Linked DNA regions of Homo sapiens: region 1 is linked to region 2. A link is a contact called in ENCODE Hi-C or POLR2A ChIA-PET data. All regions are on one chromosome and are shown on one strand. The core of a region is the stretch at or near the end of the contact, and the rest is flanking DNA. Distances in the headings are between cores, read along the strand shown.

The links. A loop is a pair of places that touch in the nucleus more often than their neighbours do. ChIA-PET counts read pairs that join two places held with the same protein, here RNA polymerase II (POLR2A).
Region 1: a map with no recorded cell type shows a loop between it and region 2 (3-fold over the local background). The contact joins the promoter of ZNF273 here to the enhancer-like site in region 2. A Hi-C loop is called at or near these places in 1 of 168 maps with a recorded cell type or tissue (OCI-LY7) and 3 of 37 single-sample maps with no recorded cell type. POLR2A ChIA-PET finds 5 or more read pairs at or near these places in 1 of 52 experiments (GM12878).

What each region holds. Positions count from the first base shown.
Region 1 is chr7:64,901,929-64,907,045 of GRCh38, forward strand. It overlaps ZNF273 (zinc finger protein 273), which reads left to right and starts at 1,345. Exons shown (of 4, transcript NM_021148.3): 1 at 1,345-1,491. The coding sequence starts at 1,390. RefSeq lists enhancers at 340-1,212, 880-929, 950-999, 1,213-2,085, 1,400-1,459 and 1 more.
Region 2 is chr7:64,539,174-64,544,556 of GRCh38, forward strand. ZNF680 (zinc finger protein 680) reads right to left here. Exons shown (of 4, transcript NM_178558.5): 2 at 5,133-5,259; 3 at 4,534-4,629. Among named protein-coding and RNA genes, the nearest start is that of ZNF680, 21 kb to the right of the region's middle. Within about 2 kb of position 2,642, at least 6 of the 41 ENCODE cell types and tissues checked have a DNase peak (open chromatin) inside an H3K27ac peak, as active enhancers do.

The sequences.
Region 1 (5,117 bases), core at 95-2,594, 360 kb after region 2:
AGCACCGCTGCTTCGGGCGCGGTGGCTCACGCCTGTAATCCTAGCACTACTTTGGGAGGCCAAGGCGGGCAGATCACTTGAGGTCATGTATAATATTATACATAATATTATATATTATTATACATATTTTATATTATTATATACAATAATATATATTACATGAAAAATTACATACTGCTCACATATTAAAATAATATTTTGAATATTAGAATATTTGAATTCTAGAACTAGAATATATAACGATGAAATTGTTACAATAAATTCCACCTGTTTCTTCCTTTTTTTTTTAAGTTTGGCTACTAGAATATTTAAAATTCACATGTGGCTTACATTTTATTTCAGAGAATTAACTCCGTTTTAAAATCTCAGGCTGCCTGCTTAAAGGACCAGAAGCTAGGAAGGTCGTAAAATCGGATATTAAATAATGTTATTATATTTTTTCCATTTGTTAATAGCCATATAATTGTGAACCTCAAATATCTGAGACAGATCTCAGTTAATTTAGAAAGTTTATTCTGAGGCCAGGCGCGGTGGCTCACGCCTGTAATCCCAGCACTTTGGGAAGCCGAGGCGGGTGGATCACCTGAGGTCAGGAGTTCAAGACCAGCCTGGACAAAGTGGTGAAACCCCGTCTTTACTAAAAATAGAAAAATTAGCCAGCTACTCTGGAGGCTGAGGCAGGAGAATCGCTTGAACCCCGGAGGGAGGTGGAAGTTGCAGTAGCAGAGATCGGATCGTGCCACTGCACTCCAGCCTGGAAGACAGAGCGAGACTCCGAAAGAGACAGAGAGAGAGAAAGAAAAAGAAAGAAAGAAAACTGGAAGTGGGGAGGCGGCTTCCAGGTCCTAGGTAGATAAAAGACAAATGGTTGCATTCTTTTGAGTTCCTGATTAGCCTGGGAAAAGGAGGCAATCAGATATGCAATCATCTCAGTGAGCAGAGGGGTGACTTTGAATAGAATGGAAGGCAGGTTTGCCCTAAGCAGTTCCCAGCTTGACTTTTCCCTATAGCTTAGTGATTTTGGGGCCGCAAAATTTATTTTCCTTTCACACACTATACTATTTATTAATATAAATGCATATGACCTTATACACAAGGTTAAATGCAAATACCCCGTGGGTGGGCCGGGCTCAGTTCAGGGAGGAAGCCCTGACTGAAAAGCCTGCAGTTTAGGTTTCATTCTATCTTCTTTCAGCCCAGCAACTGAGCACACCTTCTGTCATTCAGGGCCTGAGGGGGCGGGTCCTTAAACATCCTCCAATCAGGGACGCTGGGCTGGGACCCGTCCAATCAGGCACGCAGCTGGAGCGGACAGGACGGCTTCCGGGATTTGGCGGGGCCTTTGTCTCTCGCTGCAGTCGCAGCTCCAGGTCTCGTCTTCACTGCTCTATGTCCTCTGCTCCTAGAGGTCCACCTTCTGTGGCCCCGTTACCTGCAGGTATTGGGAGATCCACAGCTAAGACGCCAGGACTCCCTGGAAGCCTAGAAATGGTGAGAGTGCCGGGTCCCAGATCCCGAGAGAGGGGGAGGGCCTGGTTGGAACTGGTGGGAAGTGGATGTGGCGAGACTCCGGCCTCCCTGCAGTAGACTCCAAAATCCGCGGCCAGGAGTTCTCCTTGGCGCAGCTCGGCCCTCAGTCCCCTTCAGTCATAAGATGGCTGCTGGGCTGGCAGCCGGGATCCCGGGCGTCCTGTCTCCTCCCTGCGCAGTGACCGTTCCCTGGCCTGGAGCCCTCCCTGGGCAGCTCTGCTGCCGCAGCGCCGCATCTCTCCTCGATGACTCGGGATGCAGGGTTCATGACTAGGAAGAGCTTTGGTCCATGGGGTTCCCAGACCCTCCTTTTTTCTATTAAAAATGTATGGAAGTCACCGCGAAAATATTAAAGAATTTAATCAGACAGTCATTCACAAATTATAGAGCACCCAGCTGTGGTTTGTAGTTTGTGGTCCATGGGAAGGGCTTGAAGGAAAGACTTTTATAAGGTGTGTGATGAAGAAAGCCAATAATTGGTTAGGTACCGTTATGTAGTTTCTTAATTTGTAAATTCAGGGTGGACATTTCCTGGTTATGTCATCAGAGGTTAATTGGCAGTTTATGGTTGGTTAAGCCTGAATTTTGTTTCCCTCAATGTTGTAATTTACAAAAAGTTTGAGTTAGATTTTTTTTTCTTTCTTTCTGAGACAGAGTCTCACACTGTCGCTCAGGCTGGAGTGCAATGGCAGCCATCTCGGCTCACTGCAACCAACGCCTCCCGGGTTCATGCAATTCTCCTGCTTCAGCCTCCCAAGTAACTGGGATTACAGGCGCACGCCGCCACGCCCAGCTAACTTTTCTGTATTTTAGTAGAGTCTGGGTTTCACTGTGTTGCCCAGCCTGGTCTCGAACTCCTGAGCTCAGGCAATCCACCCGCCTCCGCCTCCCAAAGTGCTAGGACTACAGGCGTGAGCCACCGCGCCCGGCCAATTTGAGTTAGATTTTTTTAAAAAATGGGGACCCTGGGACTGGAGCTACCTCAGTCTAATTGCCTGCTACTTAATTGTGTACACACTCTACAGGGGATAGATTTTCCCCTGAAATTTTCACATGTGGCCCAAGCAGAGTCTCAAGACTACTCCCCACCCCCAATTCCTTCAGCCTAACTCTGGCTTGCAGTAAAATACCAAATTTCCAGTTTTTTCTGACATTCCGAAATGCCAACTTCCTCATCCTAATTCACATTATTTTAGTGTACATTTTAGATACTGTATTTTAATTAATCATTTTTTGACACAGCATTGGATAGCACTTTAGAAAAATTTTTTTCTGTTTGAAAATATTTCCCAGGAGAAGAAAGCAAAGAATCATCCCCTGACACTGTATTGTAAAAAAATCTCTGTGCCTCTTTTTAAAATAATCTTCCCTAGGCACAGAGATCTTACCAAAATGTTTTTGGGTCAAGGTTTCCCTTTGGAAACTTTATGGAGTGCTGTTTCCTCAGCCACTCCTCAGTGTTTTCCTGGTTTTGAGTTTTAGTACTGTCTGGGGATAAACCAAGATACCCACAATCGCTATGTCTGCTACAATGTTTAGTGAATATCAGCTCCTGGGTCATTTTCTCCCATAGGACAGTCTCAGGTATGGAGTGTAGCTTCTTAAAAGAGCAGGTGGATGTCGTGGGGCTGAGAGGCATCTCCTGGTGCACTTTTTTTTTTTTTTTTTTTTTTTTTTGAGACAGTCTCATTCTGTCGCCCAGGCTGGAGTGCAATGGGGCGATCGTGGCTCACTGCAAACTCCGCCTCCCAGGTTCAAGCGATTCTCCAGTCTCAGCCTACCAAGTAGCTGGGATTACAAGTGCACGCCGACACACCTGGCTAATTTTTGTGTTTTTTGTAGAGAGGAGGTTTCACCATGTTGGCTGTACTGGCCTTGAACTCCTGGCCTCAAGTGATCCGCCCACCTTGGCGTCCCAGAGTGCTGAGATTACAGGCGTGAGGCACCCCACGCTGGCCACACTTTTTTTTTTTTTTTTTTTTTTGAAAAGCTAACCCGTTGAGACATTAAGATTGTCTTCACCCAATCCAGCTTTCATTTCTTGGAGACAGATTGCTGGTCAGCCAATCAGATGCTGGTATTAAGGGGAAAACAAATAATTTCTTCCCCCTGAATTCTCTTAACATTTGTGAAAGAAAAAATAGTGTACCAAAAAAACTAAAAAAAACTTACTCCAGTGAGATGGTGCAAGAACTTGCAAACTAAAATGCATCTGGAGCAGTAACTGAGGTATAGTGTCTCCGAAGAGGGTGGTCGTTGAGCACTTAAGTGAGCAGGATGGGGTGGGAGAATCAAGGGATCGTGGCCTGACTTGACACGAGTCAAACACATCAGTTTTCTAATCAGCACTGCCACTCTCTGGGGGTTTATCATCTTGAAAAGATTTCTTCACTTTTTTTGACTTCAGTTTTTTATTGTAAGTTGCATTTTATTAGTAAAACTTGAAAGGTAAAAAATTTACAAAAAGGTGGGTTTCAGGGAGAGAAATAATATCTAATTATATAGTCCATTTGTTAAAAATTCTCATTTATCTTTTTCTTTGCCAGAATGAGTTTAAGAATTTTCTCGGGTGTGTCTTTTATGGGTGAGATCAAACAGAATTCCAAGTCTTGGCTTTTAGAATGCTAACCAAGGAAAAAAATAGGGAGAATCTCTTTTTAATTTTGGCTGTAGAAAATAAATACTTTTCCACAAGAATATGTAGTAGATAATTGGTGAGTTACTTAGATTTGTGAAAACATCAGTTCCTCTTTATGCAGAGTACATTTGTAACAGTGAATATCTCTAGTCTATGTCCTGTTATCTTGATTTCTGAGTTTAATGCTGAATTATATGGTAAAACTTGGTACCTCCCAGAAGCGTTCCCATATGACTGTTTACTACATGATTTTTAATAAAAATTATAAAATAATACGTTTATCATCTAAAAGGAATGGATACTTTTGCTTTTCTTGTTGAGGTATAAAATGTAAACACCTTAAAATGTCTTCCCCTTATATGATCACTGTGTTTGAGTAATTTTGCTGGATTTTTTAAACACTTACTTTCAAAAACCAAGTTAATACCTCTGACATGGAAATTAAAGCTTCAGCCCAGTGACTCTAAGCTAAGGCTAATATGGAGCCTGCAAAAGGAGGTTATTAAAGGCCCAGTTAGGTTCTTTTTGGGGAGCCTCCCCTGCAGATGTCCCAGCCTGCTCACACCAGCCATGAAGAAGCCTTTATACTGAGAGAAGCTACAGAGCCCAGGAAAGCTGGGGACCCACAGGCAGATGCAGTTAAAGTTAAGATGGAAGGGGATTAGGAAGGTCTTACTGGAGATGAAGTTGTTACTGTTTTAAGGCAGTTTCTAGACTTACAAAATAAAACAAAGTTATGTAAAAAAAAAAATTTGAATTCCAAAAGAGTGTTGCAACAGGCAAAGTACCAACTATAAGATCTTGAAGGACTGCAAAGTTTAGGCAGACAAGATTAGAAAGAAGGTGGGAGGGGATGGCAAATAGAAGGTGGGAAAATTAGATTTTATATCAGAGAATGTTTTACCCTGAAGTCAGCATGTTCTTAGCTGGGACATAAAATGGTGTATGT
Region 2 (5,383 bases), core at 1,392-3,891:
ATGTTGATTTATAAATACATAAAAAAAGTAACATATGTATACAATGGAATATTATTCAGCCTTAAAAAAAAATCTTGGGAAGCTGAGGGAGGAGAATTGTTTGAACCTGGGAGGTAGAGGTGAGCCAAGATGGCACCACTGCGCTCCAGCCTGGGCAACAAGAGCAAAACTTCGTCTCAAAAAAAAAAAAAAAAAAAAAAAAGAAAAGAAAATCTTGTCCCATTTTATTATAAATGTTGAGAATTATGTCACCTAAAATGAGCCAGTAACAAAATGATGGGTACTGTATGATTCCACTTATGAGATATCTTAAGTAGTCACACTCATAAAAACAGAAAGTGGAAGCGTGTCTGTCAAGGGCTGAAGAGAGGGTAAAATGGGCAGTTGTTACTTAATGTGTACTGAGTTTTAGTTTTACAAGATGTAAAACTTTTAGAAGTATTTTGCCTAACAGTGTGAATACACTTAACATGCTCGAAATGTACAACTTTTATTCAGACAGGATCTCACTCTGTCACCCAAGCTGGAGTGCAGTGGCACAATTATGGCTTACTATAGCCTTAACCAGGCTGAAGTAAATCCTCCCCCATCAATCTCCCAAGTAGCTGAAACCACAAGTGCACACCACCATGCCTGTCTTTAAAAATAGTTTTTTTTGTAGACTGGGTCTTTATATGTTGCCCAAGCTGGTCTCCAAATTTTGGGCTCAAGTGATACTCCTGTCTTGGCCTCTCAAAATCCCTGGATTACAGATGTAAGCCACCACCATGCCTGGCCCTGAAATGTACACTTCAATGAATTTAAGATGGTAAATTTTATGTTATATTTTCACAATTAATTTTTTAAAAGAAAAACTGAAAAAATAAAGATTTATAAATCTTTTCAAAAATTATCTTCAAATCACAAACGTGTTTCTCTCATGCAAAAGAAATATATATTCATCATTAAACACATGGTGAAAAGAAGGCGATTTCCATGACTACTCATTTAGATATGATCGGACAACCATTGAAAATCAGCTAAGAAAGAATACCTACAAAATAAGCCATAACCAAAATGGAGGTCATATTTGTAGATAAAAGCACACACATATACAAACTGATTGTGATAGACATATGGCTGATTTATCCTTTTTTTTTTTTTTTTTTTGAGATGGAGGCTCGCTCTGTCGCCCAGGCTGGAGTACAGTAGTGCAATCTCAGCTCACTGTAACCTCTGCCTCCCAGGTTCAAGAGATTCCCCTGCCTCAGCCTCCCAAGTAGCTGGGACTACAGGCACCCGCTACCACACCAGGCTAATTTTTGTATTTTTAGTAGAGATGGGGCTTCACCATATTGGCCAGGCTGGTCTCGAACTCCTGACCTTCTGATCCACCTGCCTCGGGCTCCCAAAGTGCTGGGATTACAGGCATGAGCCACTGAGCCCGGCTGATTTATCTTTTAATTAAACCCCATGTTGACTTAAAGTTTACAAACAGAATTGCAAAATGTCTAAATATATAAGTAAAACAAAAAATCACAATAAACTGATGTTTAAAAAGTACACTAAATAAAACACTAATATGGAACTGCAAAACAATAACTAAAGAAGTTTACTCACAAAATCTGCTTTGCAATATTTATGTGCCATTAAAAAATTTGTCTAGATAATTACAATATTTGACTATGTGTACTCATGGAAAGCAGGTATTTCAAATCATTGGCATGCGCTGTGTTGCAATAAAATTTCAGGAAAAAAACAGTATAATTATAAATAAAAGATTCTAACAATAAATTTATAATAAACAAAAATTTACAAGAAATTAGTATTTATGTTTTAAATATATGCTATTCTTACACAAAATAAAACTACTGTAATCCAACTTTAGAAGCAAAACAATAGTCTTGCATTGCTAAATTTAAAAATTATATATTTTGCAGAATATGGTTAGCACTTCTTATATATAAAACAAATATTTAGAAATTAGTTATGTTGTTATTTAGATATATGCTTAAGTGGGTGAAAATCCTGTAATTCCTGTTTGCCTGAAGCAAACTTAAATTTATAAGTAACATCAACCATATCATGTAAATTCTAGCATATTGTCCTAAATGTCTGAACCTAAAGTACAGAAAAATTTGAAATAGAAAATAGAAAGTAAAAATGTATAGGGAGAGTGACATCAGTAAGATGGAAAAATAAAAGGTTCCTTATTTGCTTATCATCCCACAGCAAGAAAATTTATCAGCCATCCCTGTCAAAAATGCATTTATGTGAGCCATGGCTCACACCTGTAATGACAGCTACATGGTACATTCAGGTTGGGGAACTGCTTCAGGCCAGGATTTCAAGACCAACCTGGGTTATGAAGCCAAAACCCATCTCAAAAATAAGTGCCTTTAAGAGAGCTTTGAGATCCAGAGAGGGTGTTGTGAAACTGCTACAGTCTAAGATTAAGGAGTGTTCTTTTCAGAAGGCAGGCCCTCATTCAGGTGGAAAAATACAGGACCCCTGTTCTAGGCTGCAGACCAGGAAATGGCCCACCAAATTTGGTCCCACTGAGAATTCTGAACTTACTCTCTAATCATCCCAAACTCCTCCCAGCCACAGTCTGGGAGAGACCGTGCCCTTCCAGAGGCCTGGAGGAAGACAGCCATTTATAGCCACGCAGGCAGGCCTGCAGACCTTGTCCTTTACTGTGGTTTCTGAAGCAGTTCGATGACTCAGTTCCAGCTCCCTGAGCCACAGTTCACGGCCAGTTCTGCCTATAAAGGAACCCACACAGTGACCTGAAAAAATTCTCTTTGATACTCAGTGAAAGCCATACTCATCCACATTCTGATATAAGGCCCACCATATATAGACCCAATTACAAAAACCTGCCCTACTGTCTGCCCTACAGAGCAACATCCAGAAAAATATTTAGTCTGTTCCAAAATATAATGAAAATTACAATTACCCAAGCCCCTGTTAAGCCAACTAAAGGTGAGCCCTAGTGCAGACCCAGCAGCCTTGTGACCAAGCTACGCCCCTCTCCACTACAAACCCAGAGGACATCCCATCACCCTGAGAACCCAACAAAAAAAATCTTTACCTTCTAAACCAGTTTATAAAAACTTAAAGAGGTGTTTGCTCCTTTAAATTCAGACACCAATGCAAAACTATATTGTACCCACTGTAAATACTTTATTTTAACATAGAACTGCAAGTATGTGGCAGAAAAATTAGTCAAAAAAAGTTTTTAAACTCACTGAAATTGAAGACAAATGAGTAAAAACTTGCTGCTTATCGATCATATGCTCTTATATATAAAAAATTATAAACAGTACACTAAAACCTGTTTAAATTAATAAATACATTCAGTAAATTAGCAAAATATAAAATTAACATACAAGTTTAAGTTATGGTTCCATACACTTAAAGCAAACTGATTATTAAGAAAACAATCTTATTTACAGTAGCATTAAAATAATTTCTGAGAACAAATTTAAACAAGGAGGTAAAAAAATCTTTACAATAAAAATATATTAATGAAATAAATTAGAGAAGAGGCAAATAATTATTTTTTGAGACAGAGTCTCTGTCACACAGGCTGGAGTGCAGTGGTACAATCTCAGCTCACTGCAGCCTCCACCTCCTGTGTTAAAGCAATTCTCCTGCCTCAGCCTTTTGGGTAGCTGGGATTATAGGAACCTGCCACCATGCCAGGCTAATTTTTGTATTTTTAGTTGAGATGGGATTTCACCCTGATGGCCAGGCTGGTCTCAAACTCCTGACCTCAAGTGATCTCCCTGCCTTGGCCTCCCAAAGTGCTGGGATTACAAGTGTGAGCTACTGTGCCTGGCCAACGCAAATAAATTTTAAAGTATTTTATGTCTATGGATTGAAAGCATAAATATTGTTAAAGTGCCATATTATCCAAAATAATCTATGGATTCAATGAACTCCCTATCGAAATTCCAGTGGCATTTTTTTACAGCAATGAAAAATAAAATCCTAAAATTTATATGAAACTACAATAAACTTTGAATAGTCAAAGCAATCTGGAGGAAAAAGAACAAAGAAGGACATTATACTTTATAATTTCGAACTATATTTCGACTATCAAAAAAGACTATAATAATAAAAATATGAAATGTGCAGAAAAATGAACCAAAAAAATGGAAAAGAAACCACTAATCACACACATTTCAGACGTGATGTAGAAAGAGAACTTAAAAAATAACAGTTTCTCAAAATTTTGCAGATATTTGTGTGTCCCTAAAACAATGGAACATCAGTCAGATTGTGCAGTCTCTTATAAGCCATAAAGAGGACTTTGGCTTACAGTAAACTTGAAGGAAGATCACTGATGGGAAAGTAGAATTTTTAGAGAATTTAAGAGCATAAAGAAGATGCCCCTATGTGAGAGCAAGAGAAAAGAAACTGAGCTTCCCAAAAACTATTTTCTCTGGAACATAGCTTCCCAAATCCCATGTCAAGAACTGACTTTCTCTTTGACATCTGGACCTCTCATCTGTGTCATCTGTTGTATTCACTATCACTCTCACCTACCTGGGGGTTTGGCTACCATCTCCTGTCTCTTCCTATTCCAGGGCTCTTTTCCTTGCTCCAAACAGGTTATCAGGTGAGGCTTAGAGACAGCAATACCTGTTTTATTAAAAATAAATAACATGAATCTTGCTCATATTCTCCAATTACCAAACTACTAATGTGCTCAGTAAAGAGAATGTCATAGCATATTCTAGTAAATTAATCCCAAATTACTAATTTATAACAGACATTTCTAAATATTTAGAAAATACTTTAAATTTTTAGGTCTTTAATTTCACTACCCAGTACTACTGAATCAAAAATTGGTGGGGGCAATTAAATTTTAAGGTGTGGGCAACAACATTTTATGCCATCAAATTTCTGTAATTACCACTAATCTAGAGTGAAGGACATAGATCAGCTCAGGAATGTGGAAAGTTCAGGTCAAGATGAAACGTACTGAAGGAATTTTTTTCTACATGGACAAAGCTCAAAGATTTTCTTGAAAACAGGGATCTGAAACTCATTTATGCAAAGCACAAATTACCACAAGTTATGCAAAAAAAGAGAAATAAAACCTTTAGGGCATATTAGGAATTGTGTGTTGAAGTTATCCTCACCCAGGAAGACCAGGTTTCTGTAGTTCTCAAACATCACTTTCCTATATAAATTCCGTTGTGCAGTGTCCAGGCATTGCCACTCCTCCAGAGAGAATTCTATGGCCACATCCCTAAATGTCAGTGGTCCCTGAAAAACACACACACACACACACACACACACACACACTTATATATTTACTAAATGACCATGGGCAGAATTTTTATTTTGGCTCAAGGCAAAGTAAGACAGTATAGAAAACTGATTCTGACTT